Regions from separate parts of the Homo sapiens genome. Here region 1 is linked to region 2. The links are chromatin loops, found by intact Hi-C in ENCODE. Cell type or tissue: PC-3. All regions are shown on one strand. Each heading gives the region's core, and the rest is flanking DNA. Links, peaks and the distances in the headings are about the cores only. Region 1 has its middle 16 kb from the start of CADPS2. Region 2 has its middle 19 kb from the start of TAS2R16.

Region 1 (15,982 bases), core at 4,408-12,407, 72 kb before region 2:
CTATTAATCAAAACTATGACCAGAGGAAATATAGTTTAACAAAAAAAGGAGAATACTACTTAAAACCATAAAGCATGTATGAGCTCTAGTCCAGTAGTCCCCAATCTTTTTTTTGGCACCAGGGACCAGCTTCACCGAAGACAATTTTTCCACAGACGGTGGGGGCAGGGATGGTTTGGGAAGGATTCAAGCACATTATATTTATTGTACACTTTATTTCTATTATTATTGCATTGTAATATATAATGAAATAGTTATACAACTCACCGCAATGTAGAATTAGTGGGAGCCCTGAGCTTGTCTTCCTGCAACTGGATGGTCCCATCTAGGGGTGATGGGACACAATGACAGATCATCAGGCATTAGATTCTCATAAGGAATGCGCAATCTAGATCTCTCACATGTGCAGCTCGCAATAGGGTGTGCCCCCTATGAGAATGTAATGCTGCCACTGATCTGACAGGAGGCAGAGCTCAGGTGCTAATGCAGGAGATGGGGAATGGCTGTAAATACAGTTGAAGTTTCACTTGCTCACCTGCCACTCACCTCCTTCTGTGAGGCCTGGTTCCTAACACGCCACCAACTAGTACGTGTCTGAGGCCTGGGGGTTGGGGACCCCTATGTGAAACTCCTATATGAAATGTGTCATACTGATGGCCTTTTTTCTAAATAAAGGATTCAAAATTTGTATCATGGGGTCCAAGACATCAAAAAGATAGGAGCCACGGTATATGCATTTTAGTTAAAATGAGGTAATCTACACTGTATGACCTAGATAAATCATGTAGTTCCTGAGGTCCATATCTGATAATTAAGGTGAACTAAAGATTAAGGATATTAAACACACATATATAACTATGCCTTAATAATTCACTGAGGAGTTTTGTCCATCAATTTTTCTTTTTTTTTTTTTGAGACAGAGTCTTGCTCTGTCACCCACGCTGGAGTGCAGTGGTGCGATCTTGGCTCACTGCAACCTCTGCCTCCCGGGTTCAAGCAATTCTCCTGCCTTAGCCTCCTGAGTAGCTGGGATTACAGGCGCACACCACCATGCCCAGCTAATTTTTTGTATTTTTTTAAGTAGAGACGGGGTTTCACCACTTTGGCCAGTCTGGTCTCGAACTCCTGACTTTGTGATCCGCCCAACTCGGCCTCCCAAAGTGTTGGGATTACAGACGTGAGCCACCGCGCCTGGCCCCATCAATTTCCCTTTAACCACCTTAAACTAGCTATGTGTTCTACATTAAAATAACAAAGATTGTTAGGGAAATTTTTATTTTAAAATATCTTTGTATAAAATTAAATAATAATGAGCATAAATTACTTATAAAAATAATTAAATACTAGATTGAATATCAGGAGACTTTATTACCAGTTACACAGTTTCCGTAGATAATTAAATAGGTTTATTATCATATCTACATTTCTGAGCACTCTTTGGGAAGTGCCCCATGGCTACTAAGAACATTTCTATTTATCAGTATTTCCCTGATCATCCTTGCAAGGTGATACATAGTGATGTCCCATTGTCCTATAGAGATTGATAGTATTCTTAGCCAAATGTCTTATTTCACAAAATTATGCATTTGTATTGTAATAAAAGTTTATTTTCCTTTTTGGTGGAATTCTTAATTTTCAAATGAAAAAATAATTACAAATCTCTGTTAGTGCCTTTACTTACCATGCTATCACAAATAACACATGTACACACATATACATGCACATACACACACAGGAGTTATTTAATACTGCACAATTTTTCCCTTATATATTAAAATATTCTCCTCCCACAACATTTTTTGCTGATAGTTTTCCATTCCCAAACTCAAAATAATTTTTGTATTCCCAAATTTTACAAATATAGAAACATCCATAAGATGGTGCTGTATCTTTAATTTAATCTGGTCAGATACTTGGTGCTATGGTACATCTATTACAAACGTGGTTAAAAGAAGGGGTTAGAGTTTAATCTTTAATAAGTCTTATGTTGGGCAGCTGACAATGTAAGTTTAATCAGAAACTCTTAAGAAACTTTTCCTCACATATCATACAATTGCTAAAGTATCTTTGTTCCAGATCTAGTTGCCAAGTATAGGCGAAAAAAATAATTAAATTTCTCATTTCAACTGACATTTTCTGAAGAAGAGCCATCTTGCACATACCATATTAGACAAATGAAGAAATTGAATTATATACAGTATCAATTTTTACCAAGGTCAATAGTACTCTTTAAAAGTCCTTCAAAACATCCAATTTCATGGAAATTAGAAATGACATTACATGCAAGCACTTCCTTTCAAATGTCGAAGAACTGTAGAGGAATTAACTCAATAATTTTTGTACCTAACAAGGTTATTTATCCAGTGAGGGAAAGGTAATTTAAGATATGTTAATTATATATTTCTAATATAGGGTGATATAGTCAGGAGAAGCAATATTTCATTTCCTGTTTGATTACTCTTCATAAACAGATCTAATACGTAGAGTGCTTAAAAACTGGTTACATAATCCTTTATTTTTAAGATGAACAATCTATGTCAAAGGAATAGAAACATTTTGTAATGTAGGTGACACCGAAAAGCATGATCATGAAAGAAAATATTTGGAGTCATGAAAGGCAATGATACAGGTATCATACATCATAGATGTATCCAAGGCAGGAGCCAAATCTTCATCACATAAACACATGAAAATCTACAATGAAATATTTACTGCTGTGATTTCGAGACGTATTTAATTTTATACATTTGTCTTTCAGTTGCTTAGAATGTTTTCTCCCTGTGAACAGTGCCACTTTCTGAATGGCACAATCATTATATCTCTTAATCTAAAATGATGCTATCCAATTTTGCAGTAAAATTTGAATCGATTAGTAGGCATTATGAAGTACTAGTAAGAGAATCCTATATAGCATTATACTGCAGATTGCAAAACCTAGTGAGTAGTTATTGCCAAGAACTTTCATATGTTTAAGCTACATTTTCTGTCAGCAAAATATACTGGTCTTTTAAAAAATTTAAATAAGAAATAAAGCAAGTTGAAATAGTATTGGGGTTTATGCAAATAAAATCATACAGCAAAAATCAGATTCATTAAATTTAGAGTAAAAAATGAAAATTAAGAAACTAAAATTAAGTAATTTCCTTAACCATTTTCATTAAGATGATCCATCAACCTTTTGACTAATTATTTTTAGACTCCTTTGATCATAAAGTTGGTATCCCATGATACATAATAAACATTTACATCAATAGTGCCTTCCCACAGACTACTTTCTTTGACAAGTTCATTCTATATTCAGAGGAGGAAAATAGTTTTATGATATATAAGAAAAAGCCAATGAGAATTAAACAGATTAATTAAGAAGATGAACATTACTGATAAGCTTGGTTTGCCCATTCATTTAAAAAATAGACAAACAGGTGGGGCGCGGTGGCTCGCACCTGTAATCCCAGCACTTTGGAAGACTGAGGTGAGTGGATCACCTGAGGTCAGCAGTTTGAGACCAGCCTGGCCAACATGGCGAAACCTCATCTCTACTAAAAATACAAAAATTAGCCAGGCATGGTGGCAGGCGTCTGTAATCCCAGCTACTCAGGAGGCTAAGGCAGGAGAATCACTTGAACCCGGGAGGCAGAGGTTGCAGTGAGCCGAGATGGCACCACTGCACTCCAGCCTGGGCAACAGAGCAAGACTCCGTCTCAAAAATAAACAATAAAAAAAAATAGACCAACAGCATCTATTGGAAAAATAATACCTTATCAGATGCTTCAGAGGAAATCAAAGGATGATGTGAGTCTCTCTTTGGAGAGACTGAAGGTACCACAGGGCAGGGGCTGTGTTCAGGAAGTATTCTGATATCAGTTAAAAGACCATCGAGAATGTTAAGAAAGCAGCAACATATAAGGAATTCTATTATGGAAATCCCCACAACTTAATTCATCAGATATTTAAGAATTCACTCTGAGCCAGGCACACTGATATATGGAGGGACAGAATGATAAAGCAAAATAGACACAATTTGTCCCTCATGGAACATGAAGTTTAGGGGAGAAGATAGATATTAACCCAAAAACCACACAAAGGAACATAAAATCCATGCTGAAATAATTTTTATGAAGTAAAAGTTTTAGGGTGCCAATACGACCTAGTCTGGCAGAGGGAGGAGAGAAGCAAATAGAGCTTAAGCAGGCATCTTAAAGATCAGCATGAGGCCAAGGCAGGCAGATCACGAGGTCAGGAGATCCAGACCATCCTGGCCAACATGGTGAAACCCCGTCTCTACTAAAAATACAAAAAAAAAAAATTAGCCGGGCGTGGTGGCGGGCGCCTGTAGCCCCAGCTACTCGGGAGGCTGAGGCAGGAGAATGGCGTGAACCTGGGAGGCGGAGCTTGCAGTGAGCCGAGATGGCGCCCCTGCACTCCAGCCTGGGTGACAGAATGAGACTCCGTCTCAAAAAAAAAAAAAAAAAAAAAAAAAAAAATCAGCGTGAGTTGGAGAGTATTTCATAGTATGTCTGGGATTGGCGTCAAAATTATTTAGGGTTGGGGTGGGATTGTTGGTGCTATAGATGGAACAAGGTTTCACATATATTGTTAATATATGTTTGATAATTTTAACAAATACTTTAAATATATATAATATACATAATTCTCTCTCTCTCTCTCTCTCTCTATATATATATATATATATATGCACACACACATACATATAGTGTTTTTTTTTTTTTTTGAGACGGAGTCTTACTCTGCTGCCCAAGTTGGAGTGCAGTAGCGTGATCTCAGCTCACTGCATGCTTTGCCTCCCAGATTCAAGTGATTCTCCTGCCTCAGCCTCCCGAGCAGCTGTGATTACAGGTGCCAGCCACCACACCCAGCTAATTTTTGTATTTTTAGTAGAGACAAGGTTTCACCATGTTGGCCAGACTGGTCTGGAACTCCTGACCTCAGGTGATCTGCCCGCCTTCGCCTCCCAAAGTGCTGGGATTATAGGCGTGAGCCACCATGCCTGGCCCATGTAGTCTTTTAGACAGAAGGTGGGACATGAATTTTGTTTTTTGTTTTTGCTTTTGTTTGTTTTGAGACAGAGTTTCACTCTGTTGCCTAGGCTGGAGTGCAATGGCACGATCTCATCTTACTGCAACCTCCACCTCCCGGGTTCAAGCCATTCTCATGCCTCAACCTCCAGAGTAGCTGGGATTACAGACTTGTGCCACCACAATTTTTGTATTTTTAGTAGAGACAGGGTTTTGCCATGTTGGGCATGCTGGTCTCGAACCCCTGACCTCAGATGATCTACCTGCCTTGGCCTCCCAAAGTGTTGGGATTACAGGCATGAGCCACTGTGCCCAGCCAGGTGAGACATGCTTGAAGGCCCTGAGGCAAGAAGAAACTTGGTTTGTTCTAAGTTTCTGAAAGAAAATCAGAGTGACTGGAAAACAGAGGACTTAATGCAGACATTGTAGGGCCTACAGACCATACTAAAGGTTTTGGCCTTTATCCTAAGAGCAATGACTGGTGTTAGGTATCAGAGTTATATTCATATGTTTTATTTTTTATAATGAAAATCACTCAGGTTGTACTGTAGAGATTAGAAGAATACAAGAATAGGTGAAAGCAATATAAATGGAGGAAATGAAGTGACTGGAAAGAAATATAGGGTATACAATTGAAATAACTTGATGAAGAAATTGATATTAGGCAAAAATGAGAGGAAGATATTAAGAGTGTGTCCAAAGTGTTTGAGTTTCTGCAACTTTGGATTTAGATTTTTTTTTAATTAAAACATTTGTTTCTATTAGATTGCAAAAAAAAAAAAAAAACCCTTTCCTCTTGGTATCTTTCTCATATTATAGAAACTTGACCAATTGTTTTTTTTTCTTGTTTAAAAGATTTATTTACCTACTATAGTGCTAAATTTTTCCCATTTAGCTTCAGTTTCGTCTGGAGTCCGAGGGACATAAAATTAGGTAAGCTTTGATTAATAAGGTAAAATGAGCTTTAATACTCTGGATCCTGTCCAGGTGCAGTGGCTCATGCTCCTGTAATCCGAAAACTTTGGGAGGCTGAGGTGAGGTGAGATGGTTTGTGTGGAGGGTAGGGGAGTGGAGTAATCCCTTGAGCCCAGGAGTTTGAGACCAGCTTGGGGAAAATAGTTACATAGTGAGACCCCATCTTTATATAAAAGAAAGAAAAATAATAACACTGTAGATCCTGCTAAGAAATCCAGGATATGAATTATATTTATATTTCTGTTATTTATTTCTCTTCTATTATCTTATATATTTTCTAAGTCAAGAGTTGCCAACATATGGTCATTTGGCAGATAAAATACATATTCAAGAAATAAAGAAATCATTATGAAAATCTATAGCAAAAATGAGATGATTGATCTTTTCCTTTTATTCTTTCAATATTGTGTGTTTAGTCCGTAATTTTTAATATACTCATGACACTGATAGATTGTATTACTAGCACATATTAACTGGAGGCCAGAAATTGTTCAGTAGCTATTTAAAAATTTTAGCTGAGACAGAAGGAGTTTTACCCGAAACTCTCACTAGAGAATATCTGTCACAGGATGAAGCACTCACGACAATGAAGGATACTTAAGCAAAATTTATTGCTTCCAGATTGTTAGTCAGTTTCATGTCAGTGATGCAATATTGTTCAAATGTTCCAGTTTAACATTTTAACAAGAAAGTTTGGAGCTGAAATAACCCTTTAACTACACCACTGAAAATGTTCTCAGGAAATCATCAGAGACGTTTTGAGATAAAAAGGCAGGCTATGCTATAATAGAAAGTAGAATAAGTTAAATAACATCTCTAGTGTGATTTTTTTCTGCAATTTGATGTGAGGAACAAAACTCTAACCATAGCCCTCATCTGAATCATAGTGAATTAAATGAAAATGTCTTAAAAGTAAGATATCTCATTAGACTATATCTTGCTTTATGGTAAACAAAGAAGGAAAAAGGATAAATGGACCTTTTCTTCCTAACACAGTGACCTAACTTTCCAATCCAGATGACTGTTTGGCCAGATTCTGGACTATCTGGATTTTTATAAATGAAGCTCAATTTTTTTAAACTGCAGAACAAATATTAAAATCAAATAGCTGCCCACTAATAAAACACTCTAGACAAGAAGCCTGCTAATATAAGACTGCAACAACTATCTCATTTAAGGTTAGGATTTACAGAACATTGTTCAGATAGTAAAGGTAGGAAACAAACACCCTCTCTCTGTCAGACACAGGAGTAAGAGGAAGCAACTTCCTGGGCTTTTTACCCAATTATTGTCAAGAATGAAAGTTAGTTACTTCCCTAATTATAAACATACTTTGTGTTTTGTTATTTGTGAGCTGAAGACACTATTTTTAAAAAATTAATTTCAATTTAATTTCACAAATGTTTGCTGAACACCTGCTACACGGCCTGCACAATTCTAGGCACTGAGGATACAGCAGAAAACAAAACAGACTTTTAAAAAATCTTGCACATGCATAACACTTTTAACATTTTCAAAGAACTTCTATGGCCATTACTTTATTATTATTTTTTTACAATACTCTTGTAAAGAAAGCACAGAGAGATTAAAATGATTTGTCAAGGTTTAGATCATTAGTTCATAGACACTATCTTAATTCCAGACCTATAACTTTCTTCTGAGTTACAGACCTGTTCTTCATTCATCAACTGATTAGTTTTACTTGGGTGTCTGAATATAGCTAATTATCTCTTGTATTAGTAGCAATGTGGTGCAGAAGTTGTACCTATATTGCCAGCGCTCAAATCCTTTCTGCCACTTAGGTGGCTGAATAATACAGCACCCTAAAACTTAGTGTAATAAAGAACAATCAACTGTGTATTCTCTCTCGCTTGTTTGTGGTTACAAGGCCAGGCTGTGCTCTAAGTTACAAGTTGGTTCCAAATCTACTCCACCTGTCTTTCATCTCTTTTGACGAGTAGGCTATCTAGAGCAGGTTCTTCTTTCAGTGATGGCAGAGGCCTAAGGGGAGAACCCATTGCTGCATGCATTGTTTCAAGGCTGCCTGTGTCATCTCCACTAACATCCTATTGGACAAAGCAAATCACATGGACAAGCCCAAAGTCTTTCTTAATAAAGGGATAGAAAAGTACACTCTGTCCACTAGGAGGCCAAAGCCAGTCACATGACCAAACAAAACATCAGTGGGATGGGGAAGGGAGAGGAAGAGAAAGTGGATATTTTTGAAGAATAATCTACCATAGGTGCCTTAACATTTCTTGCCTCAGTTTATCCCTGTGCAAAACTCTCATAAGGTTGTTGTGAGAATTCAGCAAAGCATTTAGGATGCTTGGCACATGGTGAATGCTAAGTAAATAGTAGGCATTACTATTTCTATGTATCTCTGCTCATTAAATGGGATCCCCAGCTCCAGGCCTCTCAAATCCGTGCTGTTTCCTTTCATATCCATCCTCTTTGTCATGGGAAGCGCATTTGTTTGGCCCAAGACAAAATGTTTACACTTTGGTGAGGCTACCTCTAGTGACTGTATCGGTAAAATGACTCATCTATAAGGGAAGGTCTATTAGGTAAATCATACACATTTCCCCTTTTATTTAAGGCACATCTCTTCATTACGTTTTGTGATCCAGAGATTGCAAGCACTCAAATGTTCAGCTTAATAAAGTAAACATTAATATATGAAATGAATTTCTTTTTTGAAGGAAGACAAAAAGGATTGTAATAAAGATAACCTAATTCAAATGGCACCACCTTTGTGAAGTGTTCTCTAACTTCCCTAGGAAGTTAACTTCCTTCCTCTTTAATTGCCAATATATTTTTTCAAAACCTTTATTACAGCATTGACTAGATTACACATGATGTGATTTTATGCCTTTCTCCCTAAGTGAGAACTTCCAAGAAATAGTTTCTTATTTTTGTCTCATTCCTAACACAGCACATGACACAAAGTAGGTGGTCAATAACATTCACTGGCTAGAAATAGGGACAAGACAGAGATGGAACCTAGCAAATAATCATTGGATTTCACTTTTTCTCTACTTCTAACAGTGATGCTCACTAAAAGATACAGTTCATTCTTTGTAAATTATGCCTCAATAAATTTGGGTTTTAAAAAGAGGCTCCCAAAAGGCAAGGGATGAATGCTTTTTACTAATAGAATATGATATTTATAGCAAAATGGATATAAATTATTAATAATATTGCTGAACCCTTTTTAAAAATGAAGTTTGACTAGTACTAGAAAATTCACATTGTACAGAAGAATTTAGAAGGTAGCATAAAATAGCCTTTTCAACAAATGCTGCTGGAAGAACTGGATGCCCATATGACAAATGAACAGCCATCCTCTCACACCACACACAAAAATTAACATAAAATAGATGATAGACCTAAAGCAAAGCTAAATCTGTGGGATTTCTAGAAGAAAACATATGAGAAAAATTTTTCTGACCTTGGGTTATGTAAAGATTTCTTAGATAATATGCATGAACAAATGAAACATAAAATAGAAAACTGATAAATATCTTTATCAAAATTAAAAATGTTTTTTTCCTAAGAAGACACTATTAAGGAAATAAAAAAGACTTACAGATTGAAAGAAAATATTCATAACACATATATATGACAAAACATTTAGAATATACAATGAACAATTGCAATTCATTAATAACAAGTCAAACTGCCCAACTTAAATATAGGCATATGTATTTAAACAGTTATGTCACAAAAGAAGATATATAAATAGCACATATACCCACGAAAAGATGCTCAACGTCATTCACCTTTAGAGGGAATGCTGATTAAAACCATGAGATAGTACCGTATATCTATTTAAACTAAAATTTTAACAAGACTAACAATACCAAGTATTGGTGAGAATGGGGGTGCAACTAGAACATACACTCTACCCAAGGGTATGTAAAATGGCACAATCACTTTGCAAAACTCTTTGGCAGTGTCTTATACAGTTAGACATATAATTACCATATGATCCATCAATTCTCCTAAGTATTTACCAAAGAAAATGAAACCCAGTGTTCATATACAGACCTGTTTATGAATGCTTAGATCAAAATTATTTGTATTTAACTAAATGTTAGAAGTTATCTAAATGTTCATCAATGGATACATTAAAAAAGGGGTATACATATATATGTACAATGGAATGCTATTCAGCAATAAAAAGGAATGGACTACTGATACATGCAACATACATGAAAATGTCATGATGAGTGAAAGAAGCTAGAATCAAAAAGTACATCTATATATACATATATATTCTATTTACATAAAATTTTAGAAATTGCAAACTAGCCTTTTATGACAGAAGGCAGGTCAATGTTTGCTTGGGGCAAGGGGTAGAGGAATAGATTAATTAATAGGGGCCATAAGAAATATTTGGGGGATTATGAAAACATTCTGTGTCTTGATTTCTAACAGTAGTTTCATAGATGCATGTATTTGTCAAAACTCAGCAAATTGTATAGTTCATATAGGTGCAGTTCACCATTTGTAAATTATACCCTAAAAAAGTTGACTTATAAAATAAAAAGAATAGACATTTTATCAGCTGATAATATTTATTACAAAATAGAAAAAAGCAATATTGCTGAACACTTATAAAAATATACTTTATTTAGTGCTTAAAATTAACATTGTACAAAGATGGAGTTAGCAAATATAATTTTTAAAAATAGTCTTACTCTCTGGTCTCATACAGTTCTTACTCCTTCCTCACCATTCCTTCCCCTATTTCCTTAAGTGAAAGGGTGGACATTGCTTTCCCTTTCTCTTTTCCCTTCTCTTTTTATTTCCCTCCCCTCCACACATCGAAAACAAAATCTATTATTTTAGGCACTGCTGATTAGATAAAAGGGTTTTATTTTTTAATTTGGGAGAGAATGTTCAGGTATAAAGTTAAAATACTAGAAGTAGTACATGTAATCTCATTAAAACAATTGAAGTACTGACAAAAAAATGAATTAAACATTTCACACACAATCTCCAGAATTCAAAGAAAGTACTCCCAAGGTCATGGTAAAACATAAGTGCTTTCAAGAGCTCATGAAATTCAGACCTAACTTAGTATATCTCTGAGGAGACCATTGCTGGTTTCCAGTTGCTTTCCCTCACAATTGGTACATTTTAATCGAAAAGTTGATCTTACATTTGTTTTTCTTTCTTTCTTTCCTACTTAGGAAGTTCACAAAGAACAGAGCAGAGTTTAAAGGTCTATTTCTAAAATAAACTCAGATTTTTCTGCAGTACAACCAAAAGACACCGTTAACCTTTTTAATAAGACAGTCTCTATGAATTCTAGCTAATTTAATTTTTTCAAATTGAGTATTTCAAACGACGAATTTTTTTTTTTTTTTTTTTTGAGACGTAGTCTCGCTCTTTCGCCCAGGATGGAGTGCAGTGGCACGGTCTCGGCTCACTGCAAGCTCCACCTCCCGGGTTCACGCCATTCTCCTGCCTCAGCCTCCCCAGTAGCTGGGACTACAGACGCATGCCACCACGCCCGGCTAATTTTTTGTGATTTTAGTAGAGACGGGTTTTCACCGTGTTAGCCAGGATGGTCTCGATCCCCTGACCTTGCTATCTGCCCGCCTCGGCCTCCCAAAGTGATGGGATTACAGGCGTGAGCCACCGCGCCCGGCCTCAAACGACTAATATTAAAGGACCATTGTAAACACAGTCACATGAGATTCTTTGGAATTGTAATAGAACCTGCATATCTAGAGATTTCAGAAACATTGCCATATATAAATAAATCTTCCTCTGGCACACATGTACCTATACACATGCCTGCCACACCCATAAATTTTCAAGAGCTGGAATTGGGAAGAAAAAAAATTATGGGACAATACTAAGTAACCATCAATTTTTAATGGCATTTTTACAGGACCAATTTAACAGTCCTTTATTTACATTTTTCACCATCCAGTCTTATCCACAATGATATATCATGCATGGAAATATGGGAAAGTTTGCAGCATTTTGAATATACAGCAAAACGTTATTAATATTCTTTCCCATCACTATCAACAGCTTATTTGAATTCTAGAGTTAGTGCAATAAGATATCCACATGCTAACACCCTGCAGACAGCCACCAGTGAATTCAAACAACGGGTCCAAGACTGATGAGAAATATAAAACTTGCTTTCCTGCAAAAAAAAAAAAAAAAAAAAAAGCCTTTGAACAATATAAGTACAATCCTGGCATGACTTCTTCTTGTTGATATTGTTAACTTTCAGCTAGAAAATTACCTGGAATTTTTCCAAAGCTACCTTAAGTTCACAGCCTTCCTCCCATAATACAATTGCATTGTTATTTAAAATTTAATATCTAATTACACAGAAAGTTAAATATTTCAGTAGCTAATAGGAACAACAGTAATAATGACAGCTTATGTTAAACACAGAAACATTGTCATCTACGTAAAGGTGAAAATGCGTATTACATGCCAGGCACCCTACTAAGAGATTTACATAATTGTTTTTATTTGATTCTTACAAAACCCCCATGGAGTAACTTCTATTAGCTTCAAACTTTACAGATGAAGAAATTGAGACTTGGGAAGATGTTCAGTAAACTTCTTCAAGGTTACTCAGCAGCAGAGTTGAAATTTGAATGCAGATATTCAAACTCTGGAATGCAGTCTTTTTACCACTATGAATTGCAAATATTTGCAATATATAGAGGGAGTGAAAGGTAACTGTCTCTGAACTTTAGGTAAAGAATGTCAGAAATGAGGCACATTTTTTAAAAGACTTTAATTTAACCAGGGGTGCAGGAAATTTGTATTGATGACACCTGTGTCAGATTTTGCGCCACTCACTGAGGTCCAAAATTTCATAAGACTGGCAGTCTACTGTCAAAGATATCATAGGCTAATGAAGGAGAGAGACAGTTATATAAAAAGTTAAATAAAAAAATGAGTTAAATTTGTACTATAGAGGTATGAAGACAGTACTAGAGAAGCACAGAGGAAGTGAGTATTGAAGCGCTTTAGCAGAATCCATACTGCTTTCCCAGAGTAGGTGGTATCTGAACTCATCAATGAGTTATTTTCTTGGCAAATCATCTAACAAATGTGACCCAGACACCTGTAAAACAAGATATAAGATGCAAAAGATTACATACTAGCAGCAGAGCCTATAGCACTAATATCAAGCTCATAATACTGTGTTACAGGAAAGGGGTCCCAATCCAGACACCAGGAGAGGGTTCCTGGATCTCACACAAGAAAGAATTCAGGGCAAGTCAACAGTGCAAAGCAAAAACAAGTTTATTAAGAAAGTAAAGGAATAAAGAATGGCTTCTCTCCATAGAGCAGTCCTGAGGGCTGCTGGTTGCCCATTTTTATGGTTATTTCTTGATGATATGGTAAACAAGGGGTGGATTATTCATGCCTCCCCTTTTTAGATCATATAGGGTAACTTCCTGATGTTGCCATGGCATTTGTAAACTGTCATGAGGCTGATGGGAGGGTAGCAGTGAGGATGACTAGAGGTCACTCTTGTGGCCATCTTGGTTTTGGTGGCATTTAGCTGGCTTCTTTACTGCAACCCATTTTATCAGCAAGGTCTTTATGACCTGTATTTTGTGCTGACCTCCCATCTCATCCTGTGACTTAGAATGCCTTAACCATCGGGGAATGCAGCCCAGTAGATTTCAGCCTCATTTTACCCAGCCCCTATTCAAGATGGAGTTGTTCTGGTTCACATGCCTCTGACAATAGCATCTAAATAAATTATTCATAGCCTGAAATTTGTTAATATTTTCCCCTACAGCTTATTTCTGGAGAGTGAATTGACTAAGTGTTGAATAATAAATAATAAGAAAAAATGCCATTAAAATAAAAGAAATGGAGTAACATTTACATGCATTGGAAATCAAAAGCATTTTGAAAGAATAGTGATTTGAAGATCCGAGTGAAAAAAAAAGTATTTGACTCTTGAAAATAGAGACAGTAATTCTGAATTGTTTTTCCTCTAGTGTATATTTCTTTAATTTGAAATATCATTCTGTTTTATTAATTTGGCAATAATTTCTAAATAATGTGACATGCAAAGTATACATTCTTATTCACTCTAAAATGCAGCATAAATTTTATAATCTCTTCATTTTAACTTAATTTATATTGATTTTATTTTTTAATTTAAGCAAAGCTTTTTAAGGTTTGAATCATTTGTTTTTACTCTCCCAGCAGCTTGCTTTCTATGAATGACAGTTCTGAATATAGAAGCCCTATGTTAGCCATATACTAATCTAAAAGAGGAAGGACTCAAGAAAACCACTGGATACATCCTTCTGCTTTACATCACTTTCAAGCTCCACTTACATTAGCAAAAGAAAGCATGAAAAATAAATCCATTGTTTTATTGACGGTTTGGAACAAAAGGAAGGCATTAATGCAAACAAGTGGAAAATTTTTTTTTTAAAGAATGGCATCTGACATGGTTTGGCTGTGTCCCCACCCAAATCTCATCTTGAATTGTGCCTTTTACCTTCTGCTATGATTGTGAGGCCTCCCCAGCCACGTGAAAATGTGAGTTCATTAAACATCTTTCTTTTGTAAATTGCCCAGTCTCGAGTATGTCTTTATCAGCAGTGTGAAAATGGACTAATACAGCATCTAAGAAATTTTTAATTCTTTTGTCCATTCTCTAACCCATCACTGTAAAACTGTGATTGATCTGGAGAGCTCTCGAGATTTTATGACCAATAATCCTCATGGCTAAAGTACACTGTTTTATAAGGTGAAGCAAACTGGATCAAGGTCAGTCTGTTCTGAAATTGAACCAAACCTTTTTAAAAATATGTAAGACCAAGTAACACACACAAATACCTCAAAATCCAATTTTAATGGCTTAAACAGTAAGAACATTTAACGTCTTATGTGGCTGAAGTCCAGAGGTCAGACAGACTTTAGGCCCACTTAATTCAGTAACTCTGGTTCTGTTTCTTCAGTTTCCTGTCTTGTGCCTTCCCCTGAGTGTTGTATTTTTCCTCAGGCTACACCCTTCATGGTAGTAAAAATGCAATAGCACATCACCTAACCTTACACCAGAGAACAAAAGTAAGGATTCAGGGAGCCATTTTGTGATCAAGGGTGTTTTTTCTCCAGAAGCTTTCAACAAACGTCTCCAATTATCCAGAATTTGGCTACATAGCCATTTCTGACTGAATTTTGTAGCCAGAGACATGCCATGTGCTGACTGGGTTAGGCCTGGATCTCCGAACCAATCACTGGAATCCACCTTCCTTCTTAAACCAAACAGCAAACGCTTAGCGCTTGGGGAAAAGTCAGCTTCTTCTAAGGTACTTGGGCTGCCAGAAGGGATAGTATACAACGGGGTTCTGTTAGAAAGGGAGAAAGGGGCTGGGCGCGGTGGCTCATGCCTGTAATCCCAGCACTTTGGGAGGCTGAGGTGGGCGGATCACGAGGTCAGGAGATCGAGACCATCCTGGCTAACACGGTGAAACCCCGTCTCTACTAAAAATACAAAAAAATTAGCCGGGCATGGTGGCAGGCGCCTGTAGTCCCAGCTACTTGGGAGGCTGAGGCAGGAGAATGGCGTGAACCTGGGGGGTGGAGCTTGCAATGAGCCAAGATGGTGCCACTGCACTCCAGCCAGGGCAACAGAGCGAGACTCCATCTCAAAAAAAAAAAAAAAAAAAAAAGAAAGGGAGAAAGGGCTGGATGGTAGAGACAATCATTATCAACCATGAAACTATCCATTTCCTATGCTAAATATTCAACAGAATTTTGAGGAAATTGGTGGGAAAAGGAACTCCCAAGAAGGCAAAGTGTTAGGTATAGCCAACAGTCTGAATGGCTCCCTCTCTAATCTATATAGAGATGAAAAAGAATCACAATTAATAATATTCTTGCCAGGTGTGGTGGCACATGCCTGTGGTCCCAGTTACTTTGGAGGCTGAGGCAGAAGAATTTCTTGAGCC
Region 2 (15,982 bases), core at 3,274-11,273:
TGATTTGATCATTACACATTACATACATGTATTGAAATATCATTCTGTATCCCATAAATATGTATACTTATGTATCAAATAAAAATAAAAGGAAAAAATATGTTTTTTTAAAATTATAAGTTAAGAAAGGATAGAGGATGTGTATTTACAGAAGACCCAGTGATACAATCACCAATTATTAAAAGCTTTCTTATTTAACAGGCTTTTTATTGTTTTTGATGACAGACATGATGATAATAATAATGACAGCTAACATTACTGAACTAGGCACTGTTCAGAGCACCTAATGTAAATGAACTCAGTACATGTGCCGAGAACTGTATTGAGTATGCAACATGAATAAAACAGTCCAAACCTCAAAACAAACCTATGAGGCAAATACTATTATTATCCTGATTCTATTGAAAAGTGAGGAACAGAAACGTTTAGTAAATCACTCAAGATGTCACAATGGCTTTTTCTTTTAAAGCAATGAATAGTTTTAGTGCGCGTGATCCCAGAGAGAGGAGAAATATCAGTGGCTTGAGATCACAGGGGAACAAATTTCAAATCGATACAGTGAAGAAACTTTGGGAGTAAAAGCTTTTCTACTTAGGGGACTTTGTCCTTACTTTCCATCTTCTTGAAACTTCCTTTTCCTGTAATGTCTGTGGAAAGCACTGCATGATTCTTGCTTCTCCATGGGGATTTTCCAGATTTTGCCAATATTATTTTCATATCACCCACACCCATTCTCTCTTTGCACTATTGAACTATTAAAGCATTCATAAAAGCAAGTGTGGTTTTGTAATTATTTGTATGTGTTTCTCACCTATTACATTTAATCTACCTTATTGCCTAATACACAGTCTTGAACAAAGAATGGATGTTAGCAATTTTGATTGAATTAGAGAAAACATTTTAAAAAGACATTTATTCTTTACAAACCATTTAAGTAGTTTGCCCTAGCATAGTTGTCCTACTAATATAAATTGAATTTACTGATAGCTTCACTATGTATTCTAAAATATGTTTTATTTAATGATTATATTTCCACTTCTCTAAAAATTTATTCTTTAGAAATTCCACAGGAAAATTGGATTCATAATGATCATAAAATCAGTGGGGGTATAATCATCAACTTTTTAAAAATGTGAAGCCTTATAGTATGGTATTATATGGAGTAAAACTAAACGTTTGGCAATATTACAGCCCTTAGTTTTTGGTGTTCAAATAGGTTGCAAATCTGATCTTTGCTTAAACTTACAGGATTTTCACATTTATTATAAGAACATATAAAAAGAAACCAACCTGAATATTTTTCTAGCCACTTCCAGCCTTCTTAATAAATGATCTTTCATTATTTAATAAATAACTATGCTGAAACCATTTATCTGAACTAGCAACTACATACTAAACTGAATTATTAAAAGTTGTATGGGCAGTATTTAAGAATTTATATGTACTATAATTTAAATTGTTACATGTTTTGTAAACAATGCACTTCACCATGATTTTGCTTTCTAATTAGTATGCCATTTGATAGCAATGGGCAAAAAAAGAAACTTTTATAATAGATTATCATACTTTTGCTTTCATCACTAAAAGCATTGACTATATATTTTAACAATCCAACTTACACATTGTCCCCTTTGTTTTATATTCAACAGTAATACTATACCTTACCTTCCTCATTGCCACCCTTATGCTTCTCCCTTGACTCCCAGGGAGAGCAATTTGGCTGAGTTACTCCTGAGTGTTTCAAGCTCAGGTCACTGGATATTATTTGTGGAAATTCCCTTCTTTCTTCTTTCTTGTTCTCCTTCTCCTTCCTTCTCTTCCTCCTCTCTATTCCTCCTCTTGATTTCTTTCTTTCCTTCTCCACCTTCTTCTCTCCTCTTTATCCTTCTTTTTGGTCCTGTTTTTGCAAAGGAGAGGAGGAACAGACTTGAACTGGTACCCTAAATGTTCTGCCATGTTGCTGCAAATTTTTCTCCATCTAATTTTTAAATGACCCTTTCATTTTGTTCTATACTTTGCATATCTCTTGCATTAAGGAAAGAAAAATTGGAATTAAAGGAAAACGAGGATGAAAAGAAGTGGAGGAAAAAATATTAGAAGTTGGAAGGGAAATAAGGAAAATTTGGAGTGACGTTACAAGGAAAAGAAAAGTTGTGTTTAAAAGGAGATCCAAAGGCTCTGATAAAATATAGGTAGAAGAATCAGAATGAATGTTGGTAATTAACTTCCCCATCCCACTCCCAGTCTTTGTAGATATTCTTTTAGTATCTTAAGCTCTATCATATTCAGTTTTCTTTGTCTGACTTTTTTCTTTATTTTATGAAATTAACAACATTTAATACACTCTGACAAATAAAAAAATAACCAAACCAGGTTGTCATCTTCCAAAAGCTCTCTAAATCCAAGTGTGCTGTAACCAACCTCTTTCATGCTGACACAGTGCCCATCCCCTCCAGCTCCTGCTGCACCGTGCACAGTTGGCCATGTCCACAGACTCAGAAGATATAATATCAATTTAATTTTCTTTTCAGTCTTTTATTGTCTTTTGTGCCTTTTAAAAAAAGTCTCAACTACATGTTGTGATTGCTCCAGCTTTATAAGATAGAATTTAATATTCTTTTTTGATATGACCACACATCTAATATTTGCTCCCCACTGCTCCTGCAAATAGTAAGTTAAAATTGTTTTTCTTAATATAAGTCACTGTTTCTCCAGATTTCTTTGTGTTTCAGAGTTGGTTAATCCACTTTAAATCAGCAGCCTGTCTGCCTGCCATTCTACTCCCCTGCCCCATACCCCACGACTATATATTCCTTCCTTCCTTCCTTCCTTCCTTCCTTCCTTCCTTCCTTCCTTCCTTCCTTCCTTCCTTCCTCATGATAGTTAGTGTGTTCTCGTGAGATCTGGTTGTTTAATAATGTGTGGCATCTCCCCTCATCTTGCTACTGCTCTTGCCTTGCGAACTGCCTGCTCCTTTTTGCCTTCCACTGTGATTGTAAGCTTCCTGAGGCCCTCATCAGAAGCCATTGCCAGCACCATACTTGTCCGGTCTGCAGAACCGTGGGCCAATTAAATCTCTTTTCTTTATAAATCACCTAGACTCAGGCATTTATTTATAGCAACACAAGAACAACCTAATACACTTCCCTTGAATGATTCTTTTCGTTTCACACTAGAGAGCTTCCCAGTTCCTCAGCACAAAGGAAGTAGGTGTTATTTCCTGAGGGAGAGACTGCATCATCTTCTCATGTTTACACATCAAGACCTTAAACTGTATGTAAATACAAGCTGTGTTCCATGTAAATACAAGGACCTTTTTATGCTCTTAGAATTGTTTAACCAAACAATTGACTGAAATATATTTTTCAGATGGGAATGAACACTTTACTTGTGACCCTGACCTTAGCTTATAATAATTTTCTCTCTCTGATCCCCACCCTTCCCCCATATAGGTAGGAAAAGAGGACCAGGGACTATTTTGTTCCACTAAGAATTTAAATATGGGAAATAATTTGTAAAACATATGCCTGAAATATTAATAATGACTATATATGTAACTGAAGCAACATTTAAAGAGGTAATCCATGATGGCTGAGTGAGGCACAGTAGCAATATTAGGAAAAGCTGTTGTATTATAATATTACTGCTAAAATTTGAAAAAGCAAATGTTAGCTAGAGAATAAAACCCAAACACCAGAGCAGAAGCTGGTTTCAGTTTTCATATATAAAATATTTATGTTTTAGTAAAAAGCAAACCATTATCTGCCCTTTCCTGTCACCTTCCCTGTCTCCACGAGGTTGTAGTTTTGAAATTAGCCTTTCTTCTAAGAATGAAAGCACGAACACTCTACGAACAGCTTTCTTTTCTTATATGATTTGTCCCCTTAAATGATTGGCTCTGCAGGATCCTTAGTTTCGTGGACATTATATGTTTCATGCAGATCAACTTGTAACCTGGGCAACAGTGTGGAGGGCCTGGGCTATACTATTCCAGGGTGAACAATGACATTCAATGTCACATTCCCCTTAACTAGAGACAGTGAAAGTTCTGTCACTCCTCTGGCCGACATCAGCTAGCCTGTGAGGAAAACAGCCTGGGAAAGTAGATTGTAATTCCACACAGATATGTTGAATCACGATTTAACCTGCTTTTCAAATCATGAACATTGGGGAACTGAGGTTTGTATCTCCTGGTAGGGGAAGAGGAGGATAGAAAAGGTAGGCAAAGCCAGGTAGCTTTAGGTTAGGATAAGCTAGAGGCAAAAAGTTATGGAGAAACACAGAGATTATTTTTAGAAATCAAAGAAAGCTGAAATATATAGGCCAGTTTACTTTTTGAGAAACCTTGTGTTCAGGAATAACCTAGAACCTAGAATAAATTGGACTATTGTAGAGTAGCTGATTGTGTTGTCAGGAGAGACATGAAAACATTTCAAATGACTAAAAATTAATGAGAAAGGATGTGGGGCATTAGAGAGCCTGGGAATTAAAACTGGTCAAGAGAGCTTTCTTTTCATATATTTTTCTCTGTTTATCCAAGTTCTCCCCCCACCTCCTGATTATGTAAGTAATATGTATTTATTGTTGAAAATTTGGAAAATAGAGAAATGGCAAGATAAGCAAAAATCAGTTGCAACCTACCATTAAGACAACGAATAATATCATCAACATTTTGATGTATTTTCTTCTTAATCTTTTTTCTTTGGCTTTTATATCTCAAAATGTAGCTTAGTTTTAGTTTTTATCCACGTTATATATGCACAAGGCTTTAAAAGAACAAGAGCTCTGCAAAATTTATTAAGAGAAATGATACTTTCAAATTTTAATAGATTCTCTTGATATTAACCCCATTACTGTAAGTAACATGCTTATTTTTGCCTTTAAAGAAATTTTTGTACTATTTAGTTGATAATCCACAATGTATGCCTTTCCTTAATACTTCCTCTATCTACTGTTACTACATATGCAGTCCGTGTTCAAGAAATAAAAATAAGCTTCATACTATATACCTTTCAAACTAGAAAATCATAGTACATATTTGGAAACCAGATGAAATTTAATTAGAAAGACTATTTTTGACATTGGCAAATATTTTTCTAGAAATGTTAGTAAATGAATTAAAATGTCTTGCTCTAATTTTCTTTTTCTTCAAAGGCTGCATTTGATTTTACTATTAGTTATATGCACACACACAAAAAACACTTTCAAATAAAAATACACATCCCCTTCTTCAAATTCCTCATAATATAAAACATGTCTGAAATGAGGAATAATTGATCAGAAGTCAGTGAGTAAATGTGTAGTTCTCAAAGGAATAACAGAAATTATATCTTTAATTAAAATGTAAATTAACTGGGAAAATATTTGCTACAGATATAACAGAAAAATGTTTAATATCTTAATATACAAAGAATTCTTCACAATCAATAATAGGACATTAATACCCAAATAATAAACTAAGATCAAGTACAGGAAATTTGAACTTGCATAATTAGTAAGCAAACAATTTTTAAAAACCACATTCATTTCACACTAGTAATGAAAGAAATGCTAATTAAATATTAGCAGGATACTATACTTCATCTATCAAAATAGAGAATACATTTAAAAAGATAATACCCCATTGGGGAAGAATTGGTGAAAAAGACACTTTCATATACTGCTTATGAAAGTATATACTTTCATAAGTATACTGCTTATGAAATTGTAAATTAGCATAATCTTTCTAGAAGGCAAATTGGCAGGAGATATAAATAATCGTAATGAAATTGTTGCCATTTGACCTTGCAATGTTACTTCTATGAATTTAGCCTAAAGGACAATTGGAAATGCACATAAAGATTTATGCAAAAGTTGTTCATTTTAACATTATTAATGAAAGCCAATGTTATTTAACGTTATTAATAAAAGTGAAAAATAGAAAAATAACCTAAATAGCAACAATCAGAAGAAAGGTTAAATAAAACTATAATAGTTACATGTGATTAATTATTATGCATTTGTAATGTAATGAATAAGATGGCTGAAAATAGTCCTAGAGAGTCATTCTGGGTTGTCTAGACAGCTAACCAGCTGGTACCTGGGATTCCCATTCTCCTCCCAGAAGGAGAGGCTGCAGCCAAGCTCACATTCCCACAGGACTGGATGGTGGCTTCTTCCCCTGGCAGTCAGAACTGCAGTTTCCCATGGTCTCCAGGTCTCAAGGTGACTGACTGCGTCGTTCTCAGACAATGCCTGTGAATGGCTGGCATGCAGCTGGCATGTTCATACCCAGAGGCTGCTTTCTCATCCTTTTTCTAGAAAATAGGAACTTCCATGAGGGTGTGCTCCATTGGAATGCACACTTCTCCTGGTACACTAGCCCCAGCAGGAGTCTTTGAGAAATGATGGGAGGGTTGGGTGCCCTGTTCTTTCTCTCCTCTTACTGATCCATAGCCTATATAAGTTTCCCTTCTCTTCAAAAAAAGCCTATTTCTTCCCTATACTCTGTGACTTTGTGGAATTTGTCCTGAAAATTGGTTAATGTTGGGGGCAGGGGAGGATACAAGAAGAACCTTATTTTGTGCGATAGTGGTTATCAAAAATCATAGTTTTTAGCATTTTAATGGTGTTAGAAAGCACTTACAACATTATGTAAAAAAAAGCATACAAAACTCTAAAACTTTGTATTTGTTATAAAATTTTTTTTGAAAAAAGGTAAAAGTACATTTATCAATTTCCTACTTAATAATATTAAAGTCGTAAGATGAAATGGCATTAGACCAAAAGGCTTTGAGTGGAGATTTTAATGGGGAACATTACATTTTGTCACCAGAATTTCAAAAGTCATAGCCATTTTCTAAATAAACTAAAATAAACACAATATAACTAGATTTTCTGATTTTTCTTATTAAAAAATATAATTAGAATAATTAAAGTTTTTAAAGGTAAGCAACACAAAAATGTTCTGGATAGAAATACGATTTTTTTTTATCCCCCTAGCTAATTGCATTCTACAGTACATTTTTTTTCTAGCTGTAAAAGGCAGCAAAAAATAAAATGCTCTGACTTTTTCTTACTAGCTCTATCTAACACTCACATACTTTCTAAAGCAATCAAGAGCCAAAATATTTTAGTTTTGGCAACTTGCACTTACTAGAGATTGAGTGGTGGGTTGAGGCTGGATGGAACAGAAAGTTATCATGACAACATGAAAGAAGGCAACAAAGAAGGAAGTTTGGAAGAGATGAATGACTATGGCTCCTGAGTCATAGGTTTGTGACCGCACTCCAATTCTAATTCTAAAGTGTCACCAGATATGTGTAGATGTGTAAATGTCTCACATGCCCAAATGGTTGAGTGGGAGGATTGTGGTTTGCTGGCTGGGGTAGGTGAAGAGCTTTTAGAATGGCACATTGTTAGCACCTCACAAAGAGTGACCCTTTTCCTATGTATAAGCATTAGTACTGCTTGGGTCTTGCTGCAAGAAGTCTTGCTAACCATCAGGGCTAACTCCACATTTTTCTCTGAGATATGACATTTTCCCTGGTGGGCAATATTAGATCCATTAAGGGTTTCATTTCTTTGTGATTTTATAAAATTATTTTTTAATTGTGGGAAGAGCAAAGGCATATATACTTTTAAGACATTATTAAAAATAAAAAAGTTATATAAATGTTTATTAAGGAAGAGAGTCCTACATGTACACCACACACTTTACATTAAATAAGTGATTAATGGCAGGGCTCCACATGGCTCAGCCTGCATAAGGAGTCATTTTAAAGGAAGAATGGCCTAGAACCTCAACTTATTAAAAAGGCAACACTAATAATTCCCTATATTCCTTAAAGGGTATATACAGTGGTCCCAACAGATAGCCAACGGCATTCCTTCTCATAAATTCTTTTTTATTTTTTTTGAGAAAGGTTTCACTCTATAACCCAGTCTGAAGTGCAGTGGTGTTATCTCAACTCACTGCAGCCTTGACTTCCTGGGCTCAAGCGATCCTCCAACCTCAGCATCCTTAGTATCTGGGACTACACGCGTGCAGCACCATGCCTGGTTAATTTTTGTATTTTTCGTAGAGACAGGGTCTCATCATGTTGCCCAGGCTGGTCTTGAACTTCTGAGCTCAAGCAATCCACCCACATCAGCCTCCCAAAGTGCTGAAATTGCCGGCATGAAGCACCACGCCCAGCCCATAAATTTTTATTTCTTTCAGTTCTCTTGTACTCTGGAGCTACTCCAGTCTCACATATTCCAAACCTTCAAATTTCTCCTCAAGTCTTGGCCAGAGAGGCTTTTCTCCCTCTCATTCTTCCTCATTGCTAGCTGTTTATCATATAGAGCCAGTTTCTCAATGCTTATCTCCTTCTGCCTCTTTGGCACACTTATGCAAAGGAAATATTGCCTGTATTAAATACACATAAACAAAAGAGTAAAGAGGAACAAATGATAATCTTTAGAGTAGTTAACTTCTCATGATGAAATTGCTACAGTGGGTAGCAAGTCAGACATGAGCAAGGCAGGAGAGGGCTCCACCCCAGCTCCCCCCCAACAAAACCAGGAATGTCAGGCAACCATCAGGTGATGGTCAGATGGTTGTTAACTGTCTCTGTAAAATAATAATGGGTCAAACCAGACAAAAACAAGAAATGGGGAAAGGATTCCCTATTTAACAAATGGTGCTGGGAAAACTGGCTAGCCATATGTAGAAAGCTGAAACTGGATCCCTTCCTTACACCCTATACAAAAATTAATTCAAGATGGATTAAAGACTTACATGTTAGACCTAAAAACATAAAAACCCTAGAAGAAAACCTAGGCAATACCGTTCAGGACATAGGCATGGGCAAGGACTTCATGTCTAAAACACCAAAAGCAATGGCAACAAAAGCCAAAATTGACAAATGGGATCTAATTAAACTAAAGAGCTTCTGCACAGCAAAATAAACTACCATCAGAGTGAACAGGCAACCTACAGAATGGGAGGACATTTCTGCAATCTACTCATCTGACAAAGGACTAATATCCAGAATCTACAAAGAACTCAAACAAATTTACAGTAAAAAAACAAACAACCCCATCAACAAGTGGGCAAAGGATATGAACAGACATTTCTCAAAAGGAGACATTTATGCAGCCAAAAGACACATGAAAAAATGCTCATCATCACAGGCCATCTGAGAAACGCAAATCAAAACCACAATGAGATGCCATCTCACACCAGTTAGAATGGCGATCATTGAAAAGTCAGGAAACAACAGGTGCTGGAGAGGATGTGGAGAAATAGGAACACTTTTACACTGTTGGTGGGACTGTAAGCTGGTTCAACCATTGTGGAAGACAGTGTGGCGATTCCTCAAGGATCTAGAGCTAGAAATACCATTTGACCCAGCCATCCCATTACTGGGTATATACCCAAAGGATTAGAAATCATGCTGCTATAAAGATACACGCACACATATGTTTATTGTGGCACTATTCGCAATAGCAAAGACTTGGAACCAACCCAAATGTCCAACAATAATAGACTGGATTAAGAAAATGTGGCACATATAAACCATGGAAATACTATGCAGCCATAAAAAATGATGAGTTCATGTCCTTTGTAGGGATATGGATGAAGCTGGAAACCATCATTCTCAGCAAACTATCACAAGGTCAAAAAACCAAACATTGCATGTTCTCACTCATAGGTGGGAATTGAACAATGAGAACACTTGGACACAGGAAGGGGGACATCACACACCAGGGCCTGTTGTGGGGTGGGGGGAGGGGGGAGGGGTAGCATTAGGAGATATACCTAATGTAAATGATGAGTTAATGGGTGCAGCACACCAACATGGCACATGTATACATATGTAACAAACCTGCACATTGTGCACGTTTACCCTAGAACATAAAGTATAATAAAAATATATATATAAAATAATAATAATAATAATGGGTCACAGCTGGCACCAGGGAAAGGCGGTCTCCCAATAAATGAAGACACCTGAAACTTGTGATCAGTAGCTTCCCGATAAGATCTCAGGAGTTGGGCCGCTGGGCTCAAGCATGTGCATTGAGGAGCAAGATGGAACTACTAAAGTGAGCATGCCTACAACTCCAGTAAACACACTGTGCATGCTTTCCTCCTAGGTGCTAGCTGACCAGGGAGCATGAGTCCTCCTACCCTAAGGGAAAAGTCAGGGAAGAAGAATGCAAGACCCTGGAAGAATGCCAGTGTATAACACCCCAAGTCAAAAGGTCAAACTGTGCACTTGATCTCTCAAGTTGCCTGCTAGGCCATCTTCCACATGTATTTTACTTCTTTTCCTTCTTGCTTTAAAGCTTTTTAATAAACTTGCACCCCTGCTCTAAAATTTGCCTCCATCTCTCCTTCTGTCTTATGCTCCTTTGTCGAATTCCTTCTTCTGAGAAGGCAAGAATTGAGTTCGCTGCAGACCTGTATGGATTCGCTGATAACATACTTTGGTGCTGCATCTTGGATATGTTCCACAGTTAACAATATTGCAATTAATTTTGGTTTTAATTTTTAAGCTTTCCTAAAGTTTTTAATTTTCTAGAACGAACATGTGTAATTGTAACTTTACTTTTTTTGTAATTTATTTCATTTACTTTAAAATTTAAAATAATTAATGTGTAACGATAACACAAAATGTAAAAGAAACAGTAAGATATATAGTGAAAAGTAAATCACCTCACCCTCGCTCCAATGCCTTAATCTTCCATTATCTTCCCAGAAACAATCTGTGCTATCTTCCAGAGGTAGTTTCTGCATAGTCAAAGATAGAGTCGCATAGCCTTAAGTGTTTTAGACGCAGGAGAATATATATTACAGCACTCATTGAACTCTATTTTTTTTTTTCATTTAAATGATCTTGGGGGTTGTTTCTTATGGTATATTGATTCATCAGTACCACTTTTTTTATTACTATTGTTTTATAGTAGGTTTTTTTTATCTGGAGGACTATCTCCTCTTATTACTCCCCCCACTTTCAGAATTTATTAGAACCTATTTTTCATATTACTTTTCCATACAAATTTTAGAAAATGCTTATCTTATTTTAAAAAGTTGAGCACATTCTTAAAGAAAAATCATTACATTTATTGATTTGAGAATTCACATATCTATGAGTCATTTTGTCCAAGATTTTAAAATGCTCTTGCCTTCATTTAAGTCTTCTTTTGTGTTCTTCAGTAGCATTTTAAAGATTACTCATAGTTATATAAAACTTATGCGTACTTTCTCCCTTTTATTTTGATTCAGTTACTTCATGATGTTTGTATTCTATTTTTGAAGTAAATAGCTCTTTATTTTTGTCAATTGAAAACATTTTATTAAATTCATTATTTTCACTCTATTTTTATCTTTCCCTTATAATTTCCTTAGTAGTTAATCTCTTCAAGTTAATGAGTTGGATACTTAATTATATACTGATTTTTTCTTATTAATTTAAGTGTTTATATTTATGGTTATGTTTGTGCACTTTAGGCATATCCTAATTTTTGATGTTTAGTACTTTATTGTTACTATTTTCTCTATTGTAGAATTTCAGTTTGCTTTTCCTTTTGTACAAAAATTATTGAAAAGATTAGTAAAATTTCACAATCTCATAGGGCTCTTTATGCTTTTAATATTAATTTCTAGCATTACCATACTAGAAAAGAGAATCCCGTTTGTGCTATGTCTTTTTGAAATTTGCGGAAGCTTTTTTAGCTGCTTAATATGTGATCACTTTTTGTGAATGATCCATGGAAACTTGAAAAGAAGGTTTTGTTTCTGTTTTCTTGGTGTAGACTTAGACATAAAGCCATCAGATCTGTTTTATGTTATTAATTTTTACTAAGTTTTTCATCTATTTAATTTATTGTTAAATTGGAAAAGCAAATTACAGAATTTTACTACAAACATACTTTACCCTTCTTTTCACTTTAACTTTATGAGTCACTTAATTTTAAGTGTTTCTCTTGATTTTAGCATATAATTATGTTTTGCTTTATAGTCAAATCTGATAAACTTTTTCTTTTAGTAGATGATTATTTAAATTTATTGATTTAACATACATTTGACTTTATTTCTGATATATTTTGGTCAAACTTTATATTTTAATAGGTCTTTTGTTTTTTATCTTTTGATATATGACCTATGTTTGCTTGACTTTTTAAAATGCATTTATATTGTGACAATTTGAAAAGCTTATTACATGTACATAGTTAATGTTTACCATTGTAACTAACTCATGTAATACCTAAAACCTTACTTCACCATTAACTACAGAAATGTGTTAGTTATATTATTGTTTCTATATCAGTGTAGTTTAAAACATAAATGTAATTGGTTAACCACTTTTCTCAGGGTTGTTTTATTTTTCAACTAATATTTTGGGGATTCAATGCTCTCTGCTTATTATTTTATTTTTACATGAAATGTATTATTATTATTATATATATATATTTTTTGAGGCAAGATCTCTGTCACACAGGCTGGTATGCAGTGGTGTGATCCTGGCTCACTGCGACCTCCACCTCCCGGGATCAAGTGATTCTCCTGCCTCAGACACCTGAATACTGGGATTATAGGTGTGCACCACCACGCCTGGCTAATTTTTGTATTTTTAGTAGAAAGCGGATTTTGCCATGTTGCCCAGGCAGGTCTTGAACTCCTGGCCTCATGTGATCCACCTGCCTTGGACACCCAAACTGTTGGGATTACAGGTGTGAGCCACCGTGCCAGGCCAAAATTTATTAATTTCACTGGAATATGCCTCATTGTTGAAAATTTTGTGTTCATTTTCCTCAAAATTGGAGTTTTTCATTCTGTAGTTTCAGATCTCTCTAGTTTCAGAACAATTTTCTTAAATCATATTTTTAAATTTTTTCCAGTGGCAATTTTTCTCTTCTTCAGGAAGTACCAATAATGCATATATCGGATCTCCTTCCATATTTATGATGTTATTTCTTCTCTTTTTTAACTCAATTTTTCTTGAAGTATAGCTATACTTCAAGAAAAATTGAGTTAAAAAAGAGAAGAAATAACATATATAAAAGTAAACAAATTATAAATGCATATTCAATGAGTAATGAGAGTGGACATATCTGTTTAACTACTATCTTTTGTATTCTTCAAAAAATAAAACATTACTCAACATTCCAAATCCTCCTACTTTTCCAAAAGTAATGGCCATCGTAACTTAAACTCTTCGCTCTTTTGAATTTCATTTTGCTTTCTTATCTCAACTCTGTTTGCCATATTCCTTAGTTTGTATTCAGCAGTTTCTTTTATTTTTCCTTTTAGGTGTAATGATTTTATTGTCCTTGTTCACTTCACAAGTTTATTTTTTCTTATTTCTTTCTCAATTGTTTCATATCTCTTATTGAGTTTTTGTTTTATAGAAAGGATATTTTCATGGGTTTCTTTGAGTTTTTTGAAATATGTTTTATCATAACTTTAATCTGCATTGAGACATTTGCAATAGTGTAATCCTCATCTGCATTCTTGTTTTTTCCTTTGTTTTTGTGTGTTTTGCATATGTTAGATATTGGTTTCTATTGATTTGTTTTTCATACTGAATACTGTGAGTTCTACCTGGATGAACTATTTATAGGAGATTTGTGTGTGAGAGGAGCAAGTTTAGTGCTCTGAGCTGGCATATGTTTTATCTAGCTCATAAACTGGATTTCATGTTATAGATTTCGTGACTCTCTGCATAGATGAGCTTGTTTAGTCTTTTTATTAAATGAAAAAAGATGAGATATATAGAGATATTTACCAGGGAGGCTTCTATAAGTAGTCCATATACTCCAATTTTGTTGCCTTTGTCATCCTAAGTATTTATTTCATAGGATACTGCACTCAATTCTGTGAGCTTTTGCTGAGATACATGTGGTGTCTCAATATCTAAACTTACCTTGGTTGGATTTTTATTGTGATTTTTAACCTTTCCTTAAATATAGATAGATGGATAGCTAGATAGCTAGATAGATTAATTTTAAAGTTTTAAAATTTTTAATTTAATCCCAATTTTTATCAAATATGAAGGTTCAATTTCAGCTTCTTATTCTCTCTGATGTTTTGGCATATCTTAATAGAGAGAAAAGAAGTAGTAATTTTTACCCTGTCTTCCTAAAAACAGAAATTTGAAATTGTTTTTTATTTCATACAAGAAAATAAACATAAAACTAACTGTAATTGTATTATTCTTTTGATCATTATTTACCTGTATAGACTTTTGTTGTGGGGGAGGGTAGTTGATATTTGATTTCTTTGTCTCCTTCTCGTATTATCTGCTGCTTGGGAAGACAGGAAACAGATTGGTAGAGAATGCTGAGTGACTCTTTTTTCATTATAAAGAGGCTTAAATGACAGCTGATTATATCCATAAGGAAGACCTCTTCCATGGGATAGCTATACCAGAGTTAGAACACATTTTAAGTGATTAAGAAAGAAAGAGGAGGGGATTATAATGGTTCCATTTCCCCCATTCCTTCAACAACCCTAACCCATCTCTCTTCTCGCTTTTCCTTTCATCAGATTTTGGTTTGAGAAAGAGCAAAGATTCATCCTTTAGGAAAGGGGCTGGAAAACTATGGCACCAGATCTAGCTGGTTGCTTGTTTTAATAAATAAAGTTTTACTAGAATAGAATCAGTTTTGTTAGCTTATGTATTGTCTATGGCTGCTTTGTGTTATAGCAGTAGATTTCAGTAGTTGTGAGTGAGGCTGTATGACCCCAAAAGGCTGAAATACTTACTATTTGGCCTTTTCCAGAAAAAGTTTGGTGGCCTGTCCTTTTGGCACTTATTTTCCAACTTTATCTAAATCACTCTGTATCCTTTCTAAAAGTTTAGCCTTCTGGAATTTTTTTTTTGAAACCCAGGAAATATTTTTTTGAAATACTAATCTCGGTAAGCACATGGAGGCCTAGCATTTCACATTTTAAACACTTCATGTAATCAGATAATCTTGAACAAAACATTGATTAACACTGCCAAATAGTCAAGAATGAAAGCTTAAGAGGTAGTTTGTAGGAAAGTTCGAAGAGCTCTATGTAGTATTTTCATCCCTTTTTCCTAAATTAAAACCACAACAGTACCTTTTTGTCTTTCCTACAAAAGGCAAAGTTCTCCTCATTAGACCCTCTCCCTTTCATCTAAAACAAATATATTTCCATTGAAGTATAGCCCTGTAAATGTCACAAAGAGGCTCTCAAACTAGATTCAGTTTGAGACATACTCTCAAGAGGTTTGGAACAATGATTTCACTATTTGTCAGTCATGTGTTCATGAATAAATTTTGATTTGTTCCTGCTTACATAATTTAACATGCACTAGAATAATTTGTTTTTAAGGCTTATCTCTTGTCCTTGAATAATTTTCTTTAGAAAATTGTTCTAGAAAAAATAAATAGAAAAATTGTTTAGTTTGCTATCAGCTTTTCACTAAAATTTACTTACCATAAGGTGAATTCAATATTGAGTTTCTTCTGCTCACACCTCCAGAAAGGAAATTACAGTTTAACAAGCACACAAGCAGTTCCTAGTATTTAATATTTTAGTGTTAAGCACCAGTATTATCATGCCTTGATCATCAGAAATGATTAGCTACTAATAAGAAAATGCTGTTCAGGACAAGAAATTGTGAAGAGACTGTGTTCTAAGAATTTTTCTCAAAAGATTTTGATTAAAGGAATACCTTGGGCTTTGCTTAAGAATGCACATTCTGAGGCAATTCTCCCAGAGTCTGATTTGTTAATCTGGAATGGATTCCAAGAATCTGTATTTTTAATAAAAAGTCAGATGACTCTTATGATAAGGAAAGTTTAGAAAACACTATTAGAAGTTTAGATGTTACTAGTCAATGGTAATCATTGCAGGCTTTTTTCTCTGACCTTTGAGAATTACAGAAAAACAAGGTGGGCTGTGTTCGTCACGCATCTTGTTGTAGATGCTCCTTATTTCTCCTTCATGTAGCTTTTTGCCTCTGGCAAGAGCATACAG

Evidence for each region. A loop is a pair of places that touch in the nucleus more often than their neighbours do. Peaks named below come from ENCODE experiments on the same cell type or tissue, not always from the same donor. Only the 100,000 strongest peaks of a DNase experiment are listed, where the experiment ranks them.
Region 1: it touches region 2 in a loop (2.8-fold over the local background); 2 of 110 quality-filtered maps call a loop at or near these places.

The regions. Positions count from the first base shown.
Region 1 is chr7:122,894,803-122,910,784 of GRCh38, forward strand. No RefSeq gene overlaps it. Among named protein-coding and RNA genes, the nearest start is that of CADPS2, 16 kb to the left of the region's middle. In PC-3, for the core only: a CTCF peak has its summit at 8,153; a DNase peak (open chromatin) is centred at 8,479; H3K27ac peaks cover 732 bases.
Region 2 is chr7:122,968,266-122,984,247 of GRCh38, forward strand. No RefSeq gene overlaps it. Among named protein-coding and RNA genes, the nearest start is that of TAS2R16, 19 kb to the right of the region's middle. In PC-3, for the core only: no CTCF peak of the experiment used is centred there; a DNase peak (open chromatin) is centred at 7,296.